Linked DNA regions of Homo sapiens: region 1 is linked to region 2. The links are chromatin loops, found by intact Hi-C in ENCODE. Cell type or tissue: GM12878. All regions are shown on one strand. Links, peaks and the distances in the headings refer to the core of each region. The heading gives the core; the rest is flanking DNA. Region 1 overlaps DLEU1 (deleted in lymphocytic leukemia 1). Region 2 overlaps DLEU1 (deleted in lymphocytic leukemia 1).

What was found. A loop is a pair of places that touch in the nucleus more often than their neighbours do. Peaks named below come from ENCODE experiments on the same cell type or tissue, not always from the same donor. Only the 100,000 strongest peaks of a DNase experiment are listed, where the experiment ranks them.
Region 1: it touches region 2 in a loop (5-fold over the local background); 7 of 110 quality-filtered maps call a loop at or near these places.

The regions. Positions count from the first base shown.
Region 1 is chr13:50,239,198-50,251,132 of GRCh38, forward strand. All of the region lies in intron 2 of DLEU1 (deleted in lymphocytic leukemia 1), which reads left to right. It overlaps LOC124900337 (a long non-coding RNA gene), which reads left to right. Exons shown (of 2, transcript XR_007063796.1): 2 at 1-147. Among named protein-coding and RNA genes, the nearest start is that of DLEU2, 120 kb to the left of the region's middle. RefSeq lists enhancers at 5,020-6,219, 9,858-10,373. In GM12878, for the core only: no CTCF peak of the experiment used is centred there; a DNase peak (open chromatin) is centred at 6,004.
Region 2 is chr13:50,360,499-50,372,433 of GRCh38, forward strand. All of the region lies in intron 2 of DLEU1 (deleted in lymphocytic leukemia 1), which reads left to right. It also overlaps the pseudogene RPL34P26. Among named protein-coding and RNA genes, the nearest start is that of DLEU1-AS1, 160 kb to the right of the region's middle. RefSeq lists a silencer at 6,335-6,629. In GM12878, for the core only: no CTCF peak of the experiment used is centred there; DNase peaks (open chromatin) are centred at 5,483 and 6,483.

The DNA of each region.
Region 1 (11,935 bases), core at 2,655-10,654, 120 kb before region 2:
TGGAGAGCAGGTATTTTTTGGCTATTTTCTTTTTTTATACATGTATCTCCAGCACTAGAAGAGTGCCTGACCTGTAGTTGCTCAATCAATACTTGCTGAATAAAAATATATGAAAATCTGTCAAATAAAGGGTTTAAAAAAGCTGGACTAAAATGTTGAAAATGATTAAAGCTGGGTGATGGGTTCATGGGAGTCTACTAGACTATTCTCCTCTACATTTGTGTGTGATTGAGAAATTTTATAACAAAAGCTTAAAAAAATAACAAAGAAGACTAGACACTGTAATCACTGGAAATAACCAGACATTAAAAAATCTTTGTTTCCCTTTTTGTTACAGGGCAAGCAAGTAAAAAGACATTTTATATTACTAAACACTATCATATGCTAGACAGTAGTAAAACTATAGTCCCCAAGTTTATCTTTGAAGGACTCCAATGGCAAGATTTTTAATAAACAAAGCTGATCATCTCATCTGTATCATTATTTCTTATTATCACTCTATTATCATGGACTCCCAGGAATCTTGGAGATGAATTTGTTCACCTCCTCTAAGAGGAATCATCATCATTGTCCACTCCCTGTCAGCACTTTTTTTTGAGATGGAGTTTTACTCTTGTTGTCCAGGTTGGAGTGCAATGGCATGATCTGAGCTCACTGCAACCTCTGCCTCCTTGGTTCAAGTGATTCTCCTGCCTCAGCCTCCCGAGTAGCTGGGCCTACAGGCACGTGCCACCACGCCTGGCTAATTTTTGTACTTTTAGTAGAGTCAGGGTTTCACCATGTTGGCCAGGCTGGTCTTGAGCTCTTGACCTCAGGAGATCCGCCCGCCTCAGACTCCCAAAGTGCTGGGATTACAGACTTGAGCCACCGCACCCGGCCCACTATTTTTTTTTTTTTTTTTTTTTTTTTTTGGAGACAGAGTCTTGCTCTTTCACCAAGACTGGAGTGCAGAGGCACAATCTTGGCTTACTGCAACCTTCACCCCCTGGGTTCAAGCAATTCTCCTGCCTCAGCCTCCTGAGTAGCTGAGATTACAGGCACTTGCCACAATGCCTGGCTAATTTTTATATTTTCTAGTAGAGACGGGGTTTTGCCACGTTGACCAGGCTTGTCTTGAACTCCTGAGCTCAAGTGATACTCCAGCCTGGGCCTCTTAAAATGCTGGGATTACAGGCATGAGCCACTGTGCCCGACCCCTGTCAGCAGTTTTGCTCTTCCCCTCTCTCCCTCCAGGCCAGAGGCCATGATCTACATCCAACTTCTCTGCAAATTCCTGAACTCTGACTCGATTGTCCCTGTCAATCCTGCCTTTGTGTCTTCCCTTTGAACCTCACTTTCTGATTCTCCTGGCTTCTCTTCTTGACTGTCCCTTCTTGTCTTGCCCCGTTCAGGTGTAGGAACCTGGCCTCAGTCCTAATGAGGCTCCTTCAGGATGCAGCCTCTGTGAGCTGCTTTTGGCTTGTCATGTAACAGCTCTGGCTAGGACTGTGCTGTGTAGGGAGTACCGTCCAGGCACCCAGGGTTGCTGGTCATTACTTTCCTCCTGGCCCCCTGCCCTTTGGGTATGCATGACCTGATAAGGAGCTTAAGGAAACCCACATTAATAGCACTAAATTAGGCTCTATGGAAAGAGAACTCCACAGTCAGGATCTTTGTGCACTCAGGACGGGAAGCATGGACACCCTGGAGAGCATTTGTATTAACATGGGCATTTAAAAAGGTCATACAGCTTGGCGCAGTGGCTCATGCCTGTAATCCCCACACTTTGGGAGGCTGAGATGGGAGGATTGCTTGAGCCCAGGAATTCAAGACCAGCCTGGGCAACATAGAGAGACCTTGTCTCTAAAAAAAGAAAAAAGAAAGAAATTTACTAGATGTGGTGGTGCATACCTGTAGTCCCAGCTACTTGGAGGCTGAGGTGGGGAGGATCACTGAAGCCCAGGAGTTCAAGGCTGCGGTGTGCCATGATTACACTACTGTACTCCAGCCTGGGTGACAGAGTGAGACCCTGTCTCTAAAATAAATAAGTAAGCAAGTAAGTAAGTAAATAAATAAAGAAATAAAATGTTATACAGTTGCTTCTCATTATTCATGGTAGTTATGGTCTGTAAAGTTGCCATGAATACTGAATTAGTGAATACTGAAACATCCCATCTGGGGTAAATACAGCTTCTGGTCACAACAGTTCCTCAACTGATCAATACGTAATCTTGTTTTATGTGTATTTCTATTTAAAAAGACGTTATTACTTATGTATTGTTGATTTATTAACATTGAACTTAGAGCCTACAGCACTATTCCTGAAAAGTTAATTCCAGAATGAAGCTAATCTAACATACATATTTTCTCCTGAGGCACATTTCAGCCTTCTTGCACTTAGAAACACTAGTCAGAATGTTAGCACTATACTTGGGGTCCATTTTAAACAGTGAAATCAGCAAAAAAAGCACAAAAATGCAAAAAACGTAGCACAGCAAAAAGGACACTTGTTTATACTACAAGAGCTGAAACAAGAACACAGTGTGTTGCTTTGTTTGACCTCAGCTAGGAATGTGTGCATTGGGTGACTCAAATTTTATGCGGCTCTGCGCATGTCTGCAAATGTCCACGAAAGTGCTGTATTGATTTGGGGGTTATAAAAAAATTTTAGTGAGCAAGGGAATTCACAAATACAGAATCCATAAATAATGAGAATCAACTGTATCTCCATTAAGTTAGCATGATATGTCATTATATTTAATAAAACAAAACATGCAATTTACTATATGTATGTTATAAAATATATGTAGCCATGTAAAATCGTGGTTCTTAATTCCATATCTTTGAGCCAGGATATCTGAGATGATAAAATTAGATTTCTAGATGAGCTATAAAAATTTAAAATATATAATCTCAGGCTTTACATCTTTAGGCTGTAGATGTTTATCTACTTCTGTATACTTTATATACATATGATATCATATATTTTACCACATGTATAAGTGTACAATCTTAAATCTTCCTTTATTGCAGTGGAAAAAGTTGAACTGAGACAATTTTCAGTGATTATCTGAAATATCATGTTTATATTTAAAGAATATATTAAAATCTAAACACTATAAATCTGACCTAAAATATTTTTTATTTCCTCCTTCACCTTGGTGAAGAGTTGTGAGCAGAAGGTATATATTATTATTATCACACCATAAAAACTATTTCCAAATTTACGTCTCCAATCTCTTCAAAGGACAGAAAACTTTCACATTTAAAATACTATGAAGATAAAGTGCCTTAGCTTTAAGCAAAAAATTAACCATTCCAAGGGCAGTGATCATATGGAATACATTATTAGGAGCTTTCCCAGAGAAACAAAAGAGAATTTAGTCAAAATTTTGGTTCAGCAAAACAAGGGATAGGAAAATGAAGGTTTCAGAATAGGAAGGCACACTGAACTCTGCAGCTGGAGTTTCCTCAGATGTATTTCTGTTTCCCTAGTCTCGAGAGCTGGGCTTTTGCAACTCACTGTTATAGGGTGATTATATCATTGTCACTTCATCTTCCATGGGTGCAGCAGGATGGTGGAATTTTGGGGGTGGCATGTTTTCAGTGCATTGTGGTCATGAGAAGAGTCCCTCTTTAGAAACTACTGATGCTTGATGCAGTGGTAGAAAAAACTATCCAGGAAGATAAACTAGGGCGATATATAATCTTTTCCCGCTAGCCATCCAAAATTTTCCTAAATATTACATAGACAAGGAAAATAAAGCATTAAAAGTCCATCTAGATACTAAGGAGGAGTAGGGAAAGACATTACAAAACACAAAATAACTACAGTCATGTGCCAAATAATGACATTTGGGTCAACAACAGACCTCATATACAACACTGGTCCCATGAGATTATAATGGAGCTGAAAAATTCCTATCACCTAGTGATGTCGTAGCTATCATGATATTGTAGGGCAATATATTACTCACGTGTTTGTGGTGATGCTGGTGTAAACAAACCTACCATGCTACCAGTCATATAAAAGCACCTATAATTATGTACAGTACATAATACTTACTAATGCTAATAAATGACTGTTACTGGTTTACGTATTTACTATACTATTTATCGTTATGTTAGAGTGTACTCCTTCTACTTATATTTTAAAAAGTTAATTGTAAAACAGCTTCAGGCAGGTCCTTCAGGAAGTATCCAGAAGAAGGTGTTGTTATCATAGGAGATGACGGCTCACACATGTTACTGCCCCTGAAGACTTCCTTTGGGATAAGATATGGATGTGGAAGACAATGATATTGATAATCCTGACTCTGTGTAGGCCAAGGCTAATGTGTGCTTTTGTGTTCTGGTTTTTAACAAAAATGTTTACATTAAAAAAATTAAAAAACAGAAAAAAGCATATAGAATAAGGATATAAAGGACGAATGTTTTGTACAACTGTACAATGTGTTTGTGTTTTAAACCAAATATTTTTATAAAAGTCAAAAAGGCTAAAAAATGAAAGTTACAAAGAAAAAAGTTACAGTAAGGTAAAGTCAATTTATTATTAAAGAAAGAAAAATCTTTTTTATAAATCTAGGGTTGCCTAAGTGTAGGTGTTTCTAAAGTCTACAGTAGTGAACAATCATTACTAGGCCGTCACATTCACTCCCCACTCACTCACCGACTCACCCAGAGCAAATTCTGGTCCTGCAAGCTCCATTCATGGTAAGTGCCCTATACAGGTGCACCATTTTTCATCTTTTATACTGTGTTTTTACTATCAGCGATACATCTCTCATCCCCCAGTGTGTGGTCAGGCTCACTGAGCAGATTCCACTGAAAATAGTCTTCGTTTTGCACACTTAAAAATTCTTTCCAAACAAGTGTTTCTTTTTAACATTCCCAAAGCAGATTGACTTTTTGAGTTTTGTATTGCTTCCAACTCTCTCAATGTCAGAGGCCTCAAATTAATTCCAACATCCCCTTGCTGTTTTCCCTTAAGAAGCTGTGATGGTGTTGCATTCACTTTGGATTCAGTCCATTTGTGTTTATTGGAAGGCCCCTTGAATCAGCATTTCCACTGCTCTCCCACATTTGTCATGGTCCTAGAAATGCTTATGATTAGGATGGGGATCTTGATAGTAGTCTCCATCACCTTTACTTCATCCCATGGTTATGAACAGTTGTATCCAGTTAAAATAAGAAAGAAGTCATGTGGAAAAAAGGGGGACAATTGAATATTATTAGAGCCTCAAGGAAGGAAGGAAGGCCACAGGGTGAAAACCATTGCATATTAAGTAGCTAAGCCTAATAGAAGCCAAAGGAAACAGCAGCAAACTGTTACAGAAAATTCTTTTGAACTGCCCTCCGCCCACTCTCTCCCCGCTGCTGTTGGTGACACGTGGACAGAAATCCCCCTGCACGTAGACACACATATGCCTGCCTTGACTTCTGATTGACCTTATCCCTTGAACATCAGGCTTAGGCCACTTTCATGGATTCTCATGTGAACGTTCATGCCTAATGCCTGACTGCATGCCCTCCGCACCAGCCACTAATAAGAAGAAGGAGGCTTCCCCTGGCCACCCAAGATGAGGCAGTGCCCACCTTCCCTCTTGTCACATTCTATTACATCATCACATTTTATTTCTCTGCCTAGGACTTACCACTGTCTCGTGTATTCATTAGTTGACTTGTTTATTATCTGTCTTCCCCAACCAGAATGTAATTCTGCGGAGAGGCTCTGTCTGGTTTAGTGTAATCTCCAAGGCCTAGCACTGTCCTTGGCATGGAGTAGCCCCCAGGAAATATTCGTTGACTGACTGACTATGAAATGGTGGAAGAGGAACTTTGCTCCATGAGTTGTGAGTGTATGCACAGCACAGGTGTTCAGAGTGATTTTCCCTCCCCCACGTTCACTACAAAAAGTACCCTCAGTTACAGGCCCAGGGGTAATGGCATCACCGCATTGTTGACTCAACTTGTAACTGACTTCTAGCTCTGTTTCTGACTTAGTTTTGGCCTTTGGGACAGGTCAGGAGGGTGCAGCAAAAACAAATACACCAGATGACTAGAAGCTGGGATCTTGGGTTGCAGGCTTGGTTTCAGCTCTGACTCACTGTGTAAACCATGGGTGACTCACTTAACCTCTCTAATTCTGCTTCTTCATCCATCAAATATAGAGGTTAGATAGATGACACTTCAGATCCCTTGTAATTCTTCCATTCTATAATGTTCCCCTTTACCTTTCTTTAAGTGTGAGCACAGCCTAGTCTCTTCATGCAGGAGTAAACGTACTTACAAAATGTCCTGCAACACTTAGGGAAATGCCACCACAAACATTCCGAGAGCAGCATTGCTGTGAACTGCACCACTCTCCTTTTGTTCCATTGAAGATTTCAGAACACATGCTTCTTTGCTCTGCACTTTAGGAATCTTTGTACTTGAAGTGGATTATCCTTTATTTTTATATAGCATTTAATCTGAGGATATCAAGATTTATTTGCAACCTGCCATTGAGTACTATTGTTTTTTAAAAAATGAAAGGATGACTTGCTGAAATTATAAGAATCACTCATACTGTAGTTGTAGCTGTGTAGCTGTTGATGCTACACATTGGAAATTCAGTTACAAAATAGTGATTGATTGATTGATTGATTGATTGAGATGGGGTCTCGCTCTGTCACCTAGGCTGGAGTGCAATGGCACAATCTTGGCTCACTGCAACCTCCGCCTCCCAGGTTGAAACAATTCTCCCACCTCAGCCTCTTGGGTAGCTGGGACTAAAGGCGTGCGCCACCATGCGGGGCTAATTTTTGTATTTTTTAGTAGAAACGGGGTTTCACCTTGTTGGCCAGACTGCTCTCGAACTCCTGACCTCAAGTGATCTGCCTGTCTCGGCCTCCCAAAGTGCTGGGATTACAGGTGTGAACCATCACGCCCAGCCAAATATTTATTTTTTAAATTAATACATGCACAGCAGAATTCCATGATAAACACCTGCTTATTACATGAATTAAGTCTATCACTTGCCAAAATGTCTGAGCCCCACAAATGACTGGGTCTACTGAGTATGCTTCCCGACACTTTTATTTTTATTTATTTATTTATTTTTTGAGATGGAGTCTCCTTCTGTTACCCAGGCTGGAGTGCAGTGGTGCAATCTCACTGCAACCTCCACCTCCTGGGTTCAAGTGATTCTCCAGCCTCAGCCTCCCGAGTAACTGGGCTTACAGGCGGGTGCCACTACGCGGGGATAATTTTTGTATTTTTTGTAGAGACAGGGTTCCGCCATATTGCTTGGGCTGGTCTTGAACTCCTGGGCCCAAGCGATCCGCCCACCTCAGCCTCCCAAAGTGCTGGGATTACAGGCGTGAGCCACTGCCCCCGGCGCCAACACTCATTTGCTCTTCAACCAACTGAGATTTGACTCTTTCTCTTTAGTTTGCTGAATCTTCTGTTGCTTTATAATGGCTGTTGCCATCTAAAATCCAAACTTACGGTCGTGTGTTAATTTCTATCTTATTTGATAGATTCACAGCAGGTTTTTGTGCCTTCTTACTAGGTCCCACTTGGCATTCATGCTGGGTTACACATCTATGTTCTGTACACTCTTTTCTGTGTACCTGGGATGTGTTCTCAATCTCATCTGCCTGGCAAACCCATTTTTGAAGATACTACTCAAACATTTCATCCTCTTTGAAGCCTTTCTGACCCACTCTTCCTGTGCTGGGAACAACTGGCTTCTCTTTTCTGAACTAATGTTATGCCAATAAACACCAGAGTAAGGGAATTTATTCCATATTCCATTATTTCTTTTTGCATGTCTGTATCACCTACTGAGAATTCATTGTGGATAATGATTTTCTTTTTAATTTTTATATTCTTAGGCATTGCCTAGTGCTCTCAATAAGTATTTGTTGAATAAATAAATGAATGAATTACTGAAAATACAGTGACTTAATTTCTGGCCCCAACACTTACGTTTTAGAAAGGTTTTGATCTCTGCCTGTGAAATGCTCTTTGAAATGGCTTTCTGAGTAGTAATGGGATTGGAAGAGTTCGGAGAATTCCATGTATCCTATGGTGATGTCTGGAGTGAAACATGGTATGAATCAAATTGCATTTTAGTTTAAATTAACTCATCCAATTAAGAGAAGTTAATTAGATTAACCTGCCAGCAAGGGATTAGAACTGGTATTATGATGACTAGTTTCTTCCTCATAATAATGAATGTGAAATTTCACTAATGGAGTGAAATTTGTGCAGCCACCCATGGATTGATTGAATTGGCAAAAATTCAAATAAGTTAAAAAAATATGGCTCTCATTGCTTTTGACTAATTTATAATTTTTAATTGAAAAAATGATTTATTATCAGTGTTAAAGAAGACTTAAAGAAATAAATAAATCACTGATAAATCTGTCATCCTAAGCAGCAGATGTTTTTGAGTTAAATATAACTTTTGCATACATGTATATTTTTATATAGTTGTATCATGGTATGTTTTTCATTTTTCTATAGGCTTCCCATATGTGATCATCTATAATGAATGTATAGCAATATTTACCAAAATATATTCTACAGAATGCTATTTTCTTGAGATTTAATTGACATTACTTGGGGATAATAAAACATCACTGAAGTCAAATAAGTTTGGGAAATTATAAAAGTAAACAAATTTCTTCACTGTAGTATTTCTGAAAGCCTATAATATTGTAAAATGCTTTTTTAAAAGATGAGGATTTGACACATATTCTCCAAATTAATATTTACGTGAAATGTTTTCTTTTTACACTATGAAAAACTGTCACACTAAAAACTGTTTAGAACATACTTTGGGAATCAGTGATGGGTAGAATTCTGTGGTGCTGCAATAACCTAATTTACTACCCCATTCCTCTACTGTTGGACAAGGATGTTCAAACCCAAGTTTCTTAACGTGGTCGACACATCCATGTAGGGTCTGGTCCCTCTTGGCCTCATCTCCCACCCTCTTCCCCCTTGCTCACTGTGCTCTTAACACCTTGGTTTCCTTCAGTTTCTGGAACTCACTAACCTCTGCCCCCATGTCAGGCAGGGCTTTTGCACATGCTAATTTGCCTCTTATAGATAATAGTACTTTTTTTTTTTTGAGATGGAGTCTCACTCTGTTACCCAGACTGGAGTGCAGTGGCATGATCTCGGCTCTACAACCTCCGCCTCCCAGGTTCAGGTGATTCTCCTGCCTCAGCCTCCCAAGTAGCTGGGACTACAGGCATGCACCACTACACTCAGCTAATTTTTGTAGTTTTAGTAGAGATGGGGTTTCACCATGTTGGTTGGCCAGGATGGTCTCTATCTCTTGACCTCGTGATCCACCCACCTCAGACTCCCAAAGTGCTGGGATTATAGGCATGAGCCACCATGCCCACTCTGATAAATAGTACATTTATCATGTTTCCTTTTATCGAATTATTTCCCAACTTACTACCCATTTTCAGGAGACATAATTAGTAACATAAAGAAATCTAGTACTATTGGTTTCATTTTGAACCAGCACTGTGCTGCATGGCATTTTCCTGTCTTTCCAGTAACAGCCAATCACAGCTCACTATTATGGATGTCAGCCTCAACAAAACCAAAAGAGCAAGGCACATAATCGATCACAATGCCAAGACCAGTGACTTTCAGATCAGTTATTCTATTCTCTCTGTGGATGAGATCCATTGAGGGTCGGCCAGATGTCTTTTTTCAGGGGTTTTTCAGAATATATGTTTCATGTTGTTACACATCATTGCTCACAAGGATTTTGCTCAGTGTGACAAGGAAGTGGCAGTTTGCTTGCTCCTTCCACACTCTTGAAGGCCTATGGTGCTCTAAAGGAAGTGAAGGGTGACTGTTGACCTAGTTAGAGCAGCCTCCCAAGAATGCAAAATGAGACCTGGGGGACACACATCCTACTCTGTATTTTGCAGCTCATCAGTAATTTTATTAGGAAAGAAGATGAAAGTATAGAAGGAATAATTATCAAAAAGTATAAGTGACCCCAAATCATAGAGTAAGGTTTTTGGTCTAACCCATTGATTTTACAGATGAGGAATGGCAGATCCAGGGCTGAGACCACAACACAACTTCAGGAGGAGGCATTCGCATAGACAATGGGATGAATGGGGCCCCCTGGAGTTGTTCAGTGGGTTAGCCCTGTTCAGAGAAGTTAAGAGACTTGTCCAAGGTCACTTTGTAGGTTTAGCCTGCTGTTCTTTTGTGTTTGATGATAGAATAGGCATGAACTAGAGAATTACAATTTGGACTGGCTACAGTGATAGTCTAAAATTAGTGTAAAGCCAAAAGTATAAACTCAGTTTAAGTTTTGAAATGAATTGACTCAATCAAGGTGGGGGACATATTGGCTTGACAGCATTTAAATTAAAAAAGTCTCAGTGAGGAGTTAGTTGGCCATAAGCACTGTGTTAGGCAACCTGAGGTCTGCAGTGGTAAAGTGATTTATTGGAATCCTATGCTGGAGTGATAGAGACAGTGCATCCCACACCCCTGTACTGACTAGGACGCAACTGAAATTTTGCACTGAGTTCAAGGAGTCATATTTTTTAAAGGGACAATAATAAATCTTTGATCTCCAAGGTCATGTGCAGGGCACTTAGTACCAACTCAATGGATGTTTATTCAGTTAGTTTGTTGCTAAACTAACTATGCTGTATGTAAAGTGCCTGACACATAGTAGGTGCCCAGAAATGTTAGTTTTTATTCTCTTTTCCGGAGGAGGACAATGAGATTGCTATAGATTCTTGCAAACATGCTGACTAAAGAACCCGTGAGGAAGTTAGGAATTACTGTGAATCTTTGAGTCTTCTAACACTGAGAGCCTGATTCTCTGCTTTATTTAAATAATAATAAACAGGATTTATTATTAAGATCTCATTGGAACTGTAGAAATGTCAGTGAGTCTCCCTCCCTCCCTCACTCCCTTCCTCTCTTTCTTCCTCCCTTCCTCACTTCCTTCCTTCCTTCCTCATTATTGATTATCCTGGCAATGTGTTACACTCTGGGAATTCAAAAATTAGTGATTTATGATTACTCTTAAGGGACAGACATGGAAACAAACACATTACAATATAGTGTGATAGTTGCAGCAATAGAAGCACGTGGACAGCACAGATATAATAATTCAATTCAACACATACTTGCTGTGAGAACTTCTATGTACCAGGCACTGTGCTAAGCTCTGAGAATACAGCTGAACACAAGACAGACACATCTCTTGGGGGGAGATAGACATTAAATAATTAATTACATATGTGGAAGTATTCCACAAGCTACCATGAGAATGAGGGTTGTGAGAAAAGAAAGGCTTCGCTGAAGAAGTAGTGTTTGAGCTGAGGCTGAATAAAGTGTAGAGATTGGCCAAGCGTGAAGGGAGGGGAAGAGAATCCCAGCGAGATGTCACCAGTGAACTTCCCTAAAGCCCCGTCATCAAGCTTCCCTGAAATCGTTTTTGTAAAGAACCTTTTTTTTTTTTTTTTTTTTTAGAGATAAGGTCTTGCTTTATTGCCCAGGCTGGAGTGCTGTGGCATGATCAGAGTTCACTGTAACCTCGAACTTCTGGGCTCAAGCGATCCTCCTGCTTCAGCCTCCTGAGTAGCTAGGACTACAGCCATGTACCACCATGCCTGGGTAATTATCTTTTTCTTTTCCATAAAGACATGATTTCACTCTGTTGCCCAGGCTGGTCTCAAACTCCTGGCCTCAAGTGATCCTCTTGCCTTGATCTTCCAAAGGGCTGGGATTACAGGTATGAGTTACCACACCTGCTGATTTCCGTGAAATCTAAATGTTCTTTTGCAAAGTTCGTGTGTGAGGATCACTTCAAGTTTTTCTCATATTTGCTGGAGAGAGAAATAATCCAAGATGCACATAGAGGTATTATAGTAAACTTGGAGACTCATGCTTGTTTTGGCAGTGTTGGTGT
Region 2 (11,935 bases), core at 1,554-9,553:
GGGGCCATCGACCCCCATAGCCACTGGGATAAACACTGATGTAGTTGTTGCTCAACTAATGAGTGAAGGAACCAATACGGCCAAAAAATTTTTTGAAACGTGTGCCCTCCCTAGAAGGTCAGCTGGGGCCCCTGTTTTGCATGCACAGGCCTGCCCTGCCCTGCCACCCTACCAAGTTTCTTTGAGTTTGTAATTTGGTCTGAGACTAGAGATGTCATCTGATATGATATTCCCACCCAGGGAAAGTCACCTTGGGAGGAACTCTTGTTATCCCTGGTGCTCAGCAAAAGCCTGCTGGCTCCTTGAGTGCTGGGACACTCATGTCTCAACAAGGCACCGTCACTCTTGTGTCCCCGTGCCTAGAGCAGGGCCTGGCAGGCAGGCACTCAGGAACAACTTGATGAATTGAGTTGTTGAAGTCAGCTAAATCTTTCTGTACAGGTGCAAAACTTGCTGTTCAAAATAAATCCTAAACATGAAAACAGAAAGCTATAGACAAAATCCTAAGTTCCAGTGATCTCAGGGAGGCAAAACCTGTCATTCTTTGAAAGAACCTATTTGGATATGTATATGTTAATATATGTGTATGTATAAGTACACCTACATCTCTTCCATCTGACATGTTTTAATAGTGTGCTTATGGAGTGGGTTTCCGAAAAGAGCTAAGTCTAAAGGAGAGAACCTACAGTTTTCTCCCAAATGGGGGCATCTCACTATAGCATCATGGAGTTTGCTGTTTAACCTCTCTGTTAAGCAATTCAAGGAGTTACCTTCTATGGAGGTGGCTTCTCAGATTATTTTTTTCCTATAATATCCTCCTCCAGCTGCTTCTTGACAAAGAAGCACTTGTTTATTCACTCCACACAATTTTTTTTGCAAGTCTTTTCATTTTTGTTAATAAGTTTCATTTTCTATTTAGCTTTCTGACTCTGTGCTTGTGCCTTCAACACTTTCACAACGATTTTCTCTTCGTCGATAAGGAAAGCATGCTTGATCCTGTCATGAACACATTTAGCATACATGGAACCACCATAGGCCCTGCTGACATATTTCTTTGTTTTGGACAATCTCATAGGAATTTTAGGTCTTACAGCATGAACCCCTCAAAGTCTGCCTGGGCACATACCACATGTAGATTTTGGTGCTTTCCCAACCTTCTTGGTATAAAGGTAAATGATTCTATTACCAGGGGTTCCAGACAGCTTAGTTTTGTTAGAGGTTGTATTGTAGGAAAGCCTATGTTGGTGTGTCAAACGCAGGACCATTCTGAGTGCCTGCAGACAATGTCCCCGGAAGAGGAAGAAGAAAACCTTGCGAACCTTGCGAGGTCCTCCACATAATTTTTAATATTAAGATTGCTTGCTTATTTGTTTATTCTCTCTCTCTAGTCCCCCTCCCTGGACCCTCACCACCCTGCCCAGCACTAGGCACTAGGAGCACTCCATGAGGGCAGTGATTATGCCTTATTCCCCATTGAAACCTCAGCACCTTGTCCAATGCCTGGAACACAGAAAGATGCTTAATGTTGGTGTGCTTAATGAATGAATTGCTAGGAACAAATGACTTGTGAAAACACAGGGGTGCCTCTCCTGGCTTGGTTTATTACCCTGGATGCTGACAACCATCAGCACATGTGAAAAAACAATTTAAAATCAATTCTCTGGTGAATCAAGTTTTGGCAGTGGGTGATTGGTGTTTGGCCAATAGCCTCTCCTCGAAGGCATTATTCACACATAAGGCATAGAAGCCTGGCCGAGAGGTCTTCTTCTTTTTTTTTTTTTAACTTAGTATTGTAAAAAAAATTTTATTGTGGTAAAATACACATAAGATTTACAATCTTAACCCTTTTTAAGTGTACAGTTCAGTGGCATTAAGTATATTCACAGTGTTGTACAACCATCAGTCTCCAGAACTCATCTTCCCAAACAGAAACTCTGTACCCATGAAACACTAACTCCCCTCCTCCCTCCCCCAAACCCCTAGCAATGGCCATTCGACTTTCTGTCTCTATGAATTTGACTGCTCTAAGTACCTCTTATAAGTGGAATCACATGCTATTTGTCTTTTTGTGACTGTATTATTTCACTTAGCTTAATGTCCTTAAGATTCCTCTATGTTGCAGCATGAATCAGAACTCCCTTCCTTCTTAAGGCCAGATACTATTCCATTATCGGCATACCATACTTTGCTTATTTATTCATACATCCATGGACACTTGGGTTCTTCCACTTTTTGGTCATTGTGAATAATGCTGCTATGAAAATGTGTGTACAAATATCTGCTTTCAATTCTTTTGAGTATATACCTAGAAGTGGAATTACTGGATCATATAGTAGTTCTATCTTTAATTCTTTGAGGAACCTACATACTTTTTTCCATAGCGACTATACAGTTTCACATTGCTACCAATAGTGCAAAGAGTTCTGATTTCTTCACGTCCTCATCCACACTTTATTTTCTGGGTATTTTTTTTTTTTTTGGAAATAGCCCTCATAATGGGTGTGAGATAGTATCTCATTATGATTTTGATTTGTATTTTCCTAATGATTAGTGATGTTGAATATCCTTGCCATTTGTATATCTTTAGATAAACGTCTATATAAGTCCTTTGCCCATTTTTAAATTGGTTTCATTGTGTTTTAGGAATTTATATATTAGGTTGGTGCAAAAGTAATTGTGGTTTTTACCATTACTTTTATTGGCAAAAACTGCAATTACTTTTGTACCAATTTAATACTTTGAGTATTTATTCCTTATCAGATTCTGTGTTGCAACTATACATCAACTTAGAAAAAATGACATCTTAAAAATATTGAATCCTCCAATTCATGAGCAAGTATGTTTGTTCATTTATTAAGACCATCTTAAATTTTTTAGCAATGTTTTATTATTTTTGGTGTATAGCTTCTTTATATTTTTGTCAGATTTATTCCTAGAATTCTGTATTCTTTGATGTCATTGTAAATTGTATTGATTTTGAATTTCATGTTTGGATTTTTCATTGCTTATATACAAAATACAATTAATTTTGTATACTAGTATTGCAATGCTGTAATCTTGCTATATTAGTTAGCACACTTACTAGTTCTAGTAGCTTCTTTGTACATTCCGGCAGATTTTCCACACAGATGATCTTGTCATTTTCTTGCTTTTACTTCTCTATTTCCAATCTTTATGCCTTTAGTTTGGACTTCATTACATATTGTGCTGGTGGGAATCTTCAGTATAATGCTGAACAAAAGTGGTGAGAACAGATATCCTTGTTTTGTTCCTGATCTTAGGGGAAAGGAATTCAGTCTCTCACGATTAAGTGGGATGTTGGCTGTAGATTTTTTGTACATGTCCTTCGTTTATTTGAGGAACTTTTCTTCTGTTTCTAGTTTGCTAAGGGTTTTTATCAGAATGAAGGTTGCATGTTGTCAAATGCTTTTTATACATGTATTGAAATGATATATAGTTTTTCTTTTTTAGTTTGTTAATATGGTGAATTACAGTGATTGATTTTGGAATGTTAAATCGGCTTTGCATTCCTGGGACAAACCTCACTTGGTCATGATGTATTATCCCTTTTATATATTGTTGAATCTGATTTTCTAAAATTGCATTGAGAATTTTTACATCTGTTTTATGAAGAATATTAGGTTGTAGTTTTCTTTTCTTGAAATATTTTTGTTTAGTTTTGTTATCAGTGCAATGCTGGCCTTGCAGAATGAATTGGGAAATCTCCTCTCTTCTTTAATTTTCTGGAAGAGTCTACGTACAAATGGCATTATTTCTTCCTTAAATGTTTAGTTGAATTTACTTGCCATTAATCCCTTCCAGTGCAGTTTTTGTCTCTAGGAGTCTGATTTAGGTCTTTAAAAATAACTCCTCCATTTCTGTTAAACTTTTTGAATATATGGAATACAATTTTAATATCTTTTTAAATTCCTTTGCCTGTTAATTTTAACATCTGTGTCAGTTTTGGGTTGTTTTTGACTAATTTTTCTCCTCAATGTTTTCTCATTTCTTTGCATGCCCAATAACTTTTGTTTGAATGGCAGACATTGTGATGGTTATTTTTTTTTATTCCTATACATGTTTGGGCTTTGTTCTGAGATGCAGTTAAGTTACTTAGAAACTGATCCATTTATGGCTTACCTTTCATATTTGGAAAGCAAGACTAGAACATCGTTTAGCTTAGGGCTAATAACCTTCTACTACTGAGGCAACATCTTTCTGAATATTCTACTCAATTATATGTAAAATTATAAGGTTCTTCAATCTAGTTACTGGCAACAGTCACTTTTTCTGACCTCATGTGAGCTCCAGTTGCTGTTCTTTGTAATTCTTTTAGATGGTTCTTCCCCTGGTCTCTGCTAGCTTCCTCAGCTGTGTGCACTGATTAGTACTCTGTTGAATATTCAGGGGGACCATCTACAGATGTCTGATTCTCTTTCCCTGCAACTCTTTGTCCCCTCTCTGTCCTGCCAACTTTAGCCATGTTGGTCTTTCCAAACCCTTGCTTCATTTCTTCATTGTAGGGAATCGTTGAGCTGCACTGGAGTTTCTCATTCCTATGATATGGCCTGGAAACTTTCATGTCAGTAAGTTAGGGCTTTGGTAGGGTTCTTCTCATTCGTTTTCTATCTTATGTCTTCTGTTGGGTTCTGTCATGATGATTATTCACTATTGTGTTCACTTTCTTGTTTCATTGAACATATTTTTAATATTTTATCCAGTTTTTCTAGTTTGCTTTTGTAGATGGTTTGGTAGTAATTACCTAGTCTGCAATTATTGGAATAAGAGGCCTCAGACCTTTTAATTTCAACAAAGTTTTTTTCCAGAGAAGTGAGCAGCTATTTCAGGTCTGCTGGAGTCCTAAGGTAGAGTCCAATTGGGATTGAGAGCTGACCATCTGGCCAGTCTGCAAGTTCTTGCAGAAGAACCTACTGCTGAGGACTGAGGAGTGTGGGAGTGAGAGGGTGCTTGTTCTGAGGGGAGAAGGAGCCGGAAATGACAGCCTTGCTAGAGAACTGAATCATGGTTATCAGAGAGGAGGAGAAAGAGTGAGAATGCTGCCACATACTCATAGTTCTTTCCTGTTCAGATCCCATTCGATTTGTGAAGTGTGACATTGAGAGTCTGTTAAAATTGAAATGCACTTTTATAAAAATTCTGTAAAATATGGAGCCATAGGCTCTCTATCAACAGGTGGGAGTGAGAGGCAGTGAAATCTGAGTTATGACTGTTAAGGTGACTGTTTAAGTATACCCAGGCTGTGAGGCCTGGGGGAAATCAGGTTACACAGAAGCCAAGTTAACCCGGATCCAGCTCCACCTTGCAGAGTTTCGTTAACAGAAGGGGTCCTTGGTACAAACCCGCTGCCGGTCAGAAACTGGCCTGAGGCCAGAAACTCATTTTACCTTAACCTCAGAATGTCCATCAGATGATGAGGTTCTTGCCTAGGACGGATATTTTTCTAAGTTGGTACTCAGAGATTGACTTAAGAGTCCTTAAAATTTCACAATGAGTCACACATAAGGCCAGGTTTGCTGAAACCGAAAGTGTTGAAACTGCCTGGGGGCAATTTGTCGGTAACCTGTAGGCATTTGAGAAGCTATGAAAAGGATTAATATAATGCATAAAATGAAAGACAAGCAGTGGGGGTGGGGAGTGAGAAAACTATTTCCAGTGAACATAGCCCTAGTTCAGAAGACGAAATCTATATTTCACTCAGCAGAGGGTACAAATCTGTATTACATTAACTCAGCAATTCTAACCAAAACAAAGACAGGATGGCAAATATTTAAACAGTGATTAAACAGTGCCCAGGCAATAGGAAATGTCTGCTCTTGCCAACTGTTTGCTTGAATGAAATAAAATAAATAAGGGGCATACAAACTGTGTCTTCCTGGTTGTTCTCAGGGACCTTCTCTGGCATAGGGGCAGCTCCCTCAATCATGAACTTGAGTCTCATGGGTCCCATTAGAAATAGCCTAATGAGAAAGAACTCTGAAAACTGTTAATGGCTAACAGGGTACAGAATATGTATTTTTCTTTTAACGTATTTTACGTATATAAATGGCAGGGTACAATCAGAGCAGATTTCCCCACCAGGAGGTTGAATGCTTAATTCAAAACAAACGCCTATTGAATTTGATAGTAGATCTCTCCCCTCTCTCCCTAATTTGGCTTTTTGCCAGCTGTTAATCTAATTGCAGGGGTGGCAGCCTGAGATTCTGTGGCCCTCTAGGGCAACTCAAAGTACATATTGTCATTACTAATTATTATATAGTGTTGCTGTGATTAAAAGCACCACTGTCCTTTGAAAAGCCTCAAATGAGATGACAGCACAGAAGCACCTGAGTGTGCCCCATAAACTGATATTCTATTTGCTGTGCCATTAAAGTTCAACAATGCCATTATGTCTTAAGTGACAATGAAAAGTTCCCATTCCAGCTTTTAGTCAGAATGACCACAAGTTTGATGAAACCCCACTCAACCTCTTCTCCAGTCATCTTGAAAGTGAAGCTGTTTGGTGTGTTGGTGTGAGGTAACTAACCATGGTGCTACTATGCGCTTTTGTAGGCAGAGCTGGCCTGGTGACTTAATTCACATTGGGACACTTACTGTCACATTCATCGCACTGGATTAAATACTGCAACTGAACAGCCAAAAGAAGAGGTATCGCTATAGGTTGAGTGATATCTTCCCCTCAAAAGATGTGTAGAAGTCCTAATCCCCATTTCCTCAGAATGTGACGTTATTTGGCAATAAGGTCGTTGTAGATACAATTAGTTTAGATGAAGTCGTACTGGAGTAGGGTGGGTCCCAAACCAAGATAACTGGTGCCTTTATAGGAAGGGGAAATTTGTACACAGGGAGAACGTCTTGAACATAAAGACAGAGGTGGGGAGATGTAACTCCAATCCAAGGGATGCCAAAGATTGCCAGCCAACCACCAGAAGCCAGGAGAGAGACCTGGGACAGGTTCTCCCTCACAGCAGAGTGGGCTCATGTCTTAGCCTGTTTGAGCTGCTATAACAAAATACCATAAACTAGATGGCTTATAAACAACAGATATTTATTTTTCATAGTTCTGGAGGCTGGGAAGTCTGAGATCAAGATACCAGCAGATTCAGTGTCTAGTGAGGGCCCATTTCCTGGTCCACTGATGGTGCCTTCTGACTGTGTCCTCACATAGGGGAAGGGGCAAACTAGCTCTACGGGGTCTCTTTTATAAAGGTTCTAATCCCATTCATGAGGGCTCCTCCCTCATGGCTTCTCAAAAGTCACCACCTCCTAATACCATCAACTTGGAGGTTAGGATTTCAACATATGAGTTTTGAGGGGACACAAACATTCAGACCAGAGTAGCCCCTAACCCAATATGACTGGTGTCTTTATAAGAAGGTGGCTTTGTGAAGACAGAGACACATGAGGAGAATGCCACGTGACAACTAAGGCAGAGACTGGCATTAATGCAGTTACAAGCCAAAGAATGCCAGAAATTGCCAGTGAATCACCAGTAGCTAGGAGAGCAGCAAGGAAGGACACTCACCCGCAGGTTTAGGGGGGAACATGTCCCTGCTGACACCTCAATTTTACACCTCTAGCCTCCAGAATTGTGAGAGAATATGATTCTGTTTTAAGCTGCTCAATGTATGGTGCTTTGTTATGGTAGCCCTAGGAAAGGAATACAGTCAGGAACACTCTTGTCCATAGGCAACATGGGATGTAGCAATGTATGGCCAAATCTTTCTCCTCCCACCATACAGAACACATTCATTCAAAGAGTATAAATTGGCCCAAGCTTAATAGACATTCTCTTTTTTACTAGTGGGTCAACACAAGTATAGGCCAGGTTAGTTCTATAGATAAAACAGAATTTGAAATGTGTAATGTTAAAGCCAAAGGTCCAATGGCTATTTATTCCACATTCTATATAACTACCCTAACTCAAGCAGCCGCTCTAAAACCCCAGTGACTAGGACCCTGAAAAAGTGTTCTTTAAAGTGTCAGAACAGAGATTCAGACTCTCAGAATTTGCTGTTTCAGTTTGAGAAGATGAAGAGTTTGAAGATGAGAAGACTCAAATTTGAGTCCAGCACCCAGCTGCCAGTCTAGCAGCCCATTGTAGCCCCCAGAGAATGAAAATGGAATGCTTGGTCCAATCCCCATGGTGGGTGTCCTCCAGGAAGCTCTGGGGTTCCCAACTGGCCTCCAGCCATACCAGGGCCATATAGATTCCTTAAAATAAATATCTATTTGTGTGTTGCCTTTTGGTGGCTCTGATCATCTATAGCATCAAGTCTAAGCATGATGCTTGAATAAGCCTCCATGATTTATGCCCCCTCTGGGCTCTGGGCTCCTGTTGCATCACACTGTCCCTTTAGCTTTATATCTAGTTACACAAAATTACTTGTTGTTTCCACAATAAAGCCTTATGTGTCTTGTCTTTGTGACCTTAACTATCACTTAAATTGACAATGCCCTTTCCTTCTTTTCCTACTGAAACAACCCTAGTTAATCTTCAAAATATTCATAAGGGACACTTTCCTATGAAAGCCTTCTTTGACAACATCCTCCAGATAGACTTAATACCTTTTTTCTTTGTATAATTTTTTACCTGCTCCTTTACTGTGCATCTCAAACTATATTTAATAATTTGTTTATAATCATCTTTTAATTAAACTGTGAGATCCTTGAGGGCAGGAATTGTATTTTATTTATATAGGATGCCCAGTAGTAAGCATAGTGCCTATACCTGTACAGGTGATTAGTAACTGTTTAAATGAATTCTTCATTTAACAAATATTTCTTGAGACTTTTTATGTTGCAGGCATTGTTCTGGGCCTTGTAGATGTGGCAGTAGTCAAGAAAAACAAAGACCTTTCCTACCTGAAGCTTGTGTTCCGGTAGAGAAAATGGATAAACAGATAAAAATAATAGACATTGCATATACTTTCAAGTAATGATATGTGCTACGAAGAAGAAAAAAGGCAGTGTAGGAGGTTGTGGGTCGATGGGATTTCTCTTAGATTCACAAATCAAGAGGTGATCAAATGAAACTTAACCAAAAAAGACAATGACTTCTCTCTAACCAAACTTGATTACTGATAGTCTTTTTCCAAGTCAGCTTAATGTGCTGTTCAAGAGAATCAGTGTGGAAGGAAGGAAATGTGCAAGAGAGTCCTGTATCAGACACAGTGGGCAGGGAGCTTTACATCTCTCATCTTATTGGGCTTTGACAACACCCTTCAAGATAGGTGCTGTTGCAGATGAATGACAACCTGAACTTCAGGGAGGCCAAATAATGTGTCCATGTGGAGTGTCTGAGTGTGTAAGCCAAGGTTCAAACCCCGGCCATCCTGGGCCACTTGTCAACACCAGTTCTACAGTTGAATTCTATGAATACTTATCAGGTGCTGACTTCATGTCAAGCCCTGTTCTTCATGCTTAGCATACACCAGCAAATAGAATAGACAGAAATCCCTGCCATTTCAGAAAGTAACAAGTGTTGACAAGGATGTGGAGAAATTGAAACGCTTGTGCACTGTTGGTGGGAATGTAAAATGGCACAGGTACTATGGGAAACAGTATGGTAGATCCTCAGAAAATTAAAAATATAATTACCATATGATCCAATGATTCCATTTCTGGAAATATACCCAAAGGAATGGAAAGCAGGATCTTGAAGAGATATTTGTAGACTCATGTTCATAGCAGCATTAACCAAAAGGTAGAAGCAATGCAAGTACCCGTCAACAGGTGAATAGATAAATAAGATGTAGCCTATATGCATTTACCACACATGGAATATTATTAAGTCTTCAGAAGGAAGGAAATTATGACATATGCTATAACATGGCTGAACCTTGATGACATTATGTTAAGTGAAATAACCCAGTTACAAAAAGACAAATATATGGTTCTGCTTATATGAGGTACCTAGACCAGTCAAATTCATAGAGAAAGTAGAAGAGTGGTTGCCAGGGGCTGGCAAAAAGGGGAAGTGGGGAGTTAGTGTTTACCGGGTACAGAGCTTCAGTTTGAGAAGATGAAGAGTTCTGGAGACGTATAGTGGTGATGGTTGCACAACAGTGTGAATGTACTCAATGCCACTGAATTGTACACTTAAAAATGGTTAAAATAGTAAATTTCATATTATGTGTATTTCACCACAATTTAAAAAATCTCTGCCCTTGTGGAGCTCATGTTTTAGTTCAGGGACATGAACAGTGAACAGATTAAATATGTAAATCATAAGCTATTAGAAGGAGATGAGTGATATAGAAACAGAACAGATTGAAGAAGATTGGGAGGGCTGCGAGCAAGGAGAGTGTGTTTTCAGTTTTAAACGGGGTGGTTAGTTTCATGGTCTTCTTCAGCTAGAGTTAAAATAAGTCGTCAATAAAGCTTGTCAGCCATGAAACTGGGGTATCTTCCTTGGCATCCATGCTTTGCCCAGAACACTCTGACTTGTTGGAATCTTGAGTGGAAATTTAAAGTCTCTCAGAAATAACTTTCAAGTTTCAGTGTAGGAAGTCCAGAGCACACAGAGGGGAGGAGGGACTGTCACTGGGCAGCATCCAGAGGGACTTCATTTTCAGTGTGTGAGGGAGACAGCCAGGCGGGGCGTGCACATTCAGGGAATAATAAACAGTAAGAGGGAGAGGGCAGAAGACAGGTGGAGTGTGTTGGAGGTGGGTACACTAAGGCAAGGCAGGAGGCTCTAAAATTTGTAGGCTGGATGATGGGAAGTAAGTGCAGTGTTTAAATTTTTATTGTAAATTAGTTATTTACTCCATCCATTGATTCCTCTAGCCAGTGTTGGAGGGACCAGCTTGGCACGTGCTTCTGGGCTCCTTCCTGGGGATTGGGTGCAAGAATGGCTGCCCTCAGAGAATGAATCACAATCTGGTAGGAAAGTAAAAACATATGCACATTGGGAATATTTAAATAGCAAGGCTGTGTAGTTTATACCAAGATGAGTGATCCAGACAATAGATGCTGTAGACAAGGAAGACAGTCAAAATATCTGTCAAAATTTCTAACAGCCAGTACTGCACAGGCATCAGACTGGATTGCGATGGATGCCAATCCCATCAGAACACACTGTGGGAGTGGACAATCTGTACCCCATGAATATTAGCCCTGGTATGGCAGCATTGAAGAGCAAAGGTCTCTAGGGACTGGGGCCACTGCGCAACAGTTCAGGGAGGAGATAGAACTCAGACTGAGCCTGGAGAGGTGGGGAGGGAGAGAGAAGCGGGAATAATTAAATTAGTTTCATGATGTAAGTAGGATTCTTAGAAGATTATTCTGACAGATATGTGTGGCATGGAGTAGAGTGGGAGGAATGAAGGAAGAAAATTGGTGAGGAGGCTGTTCTAGGAATTGAGGTGTGAGATGAGAAGAATGGAGGACTCCCTATTGGAGAGAAAGGCTTGACCCGTGAGCCAGGGAGAGCTGAGCGGCGAAGAGTAACTTGGAATTATTCCGCCAAGAGCCAAAGTATTTATTTCTTACCACGAATTGTTAAAATGTGACTATGAAGAGTAGTAAAAGCATAATAAGGTGTGAACTTAAACCCTTGACACTCTTTCCTCTCCCTTCCCTGAAATTCCTCTCTTAAGATCCAACAAGGGACTTGAAAAATAATATTGTGAAAATGGCTTGCAAGACACAGCTGGATTCCTCACAGGACTAGCTTTGTTAGCAGAAATTGCTCTAGGATCTGCAGTATGCAGAGCACAGGGGTGGGCAGATCAACCTCAGCCTCTGGATTGGGTTTGGGAGAAAGTCTCTTTAAAGCCCCCAGCACTATTCCTGGGAAGCCCCACTTTAGGAGTTATGTCCCGGGAAGGTTCCTGACCTGCTGTCCTAGCAAAGCCCAAGCTTCCCTTCTTGTCAAAGTTGGACTTGGGCACCCTGCTGTTCAGCTCTCCAC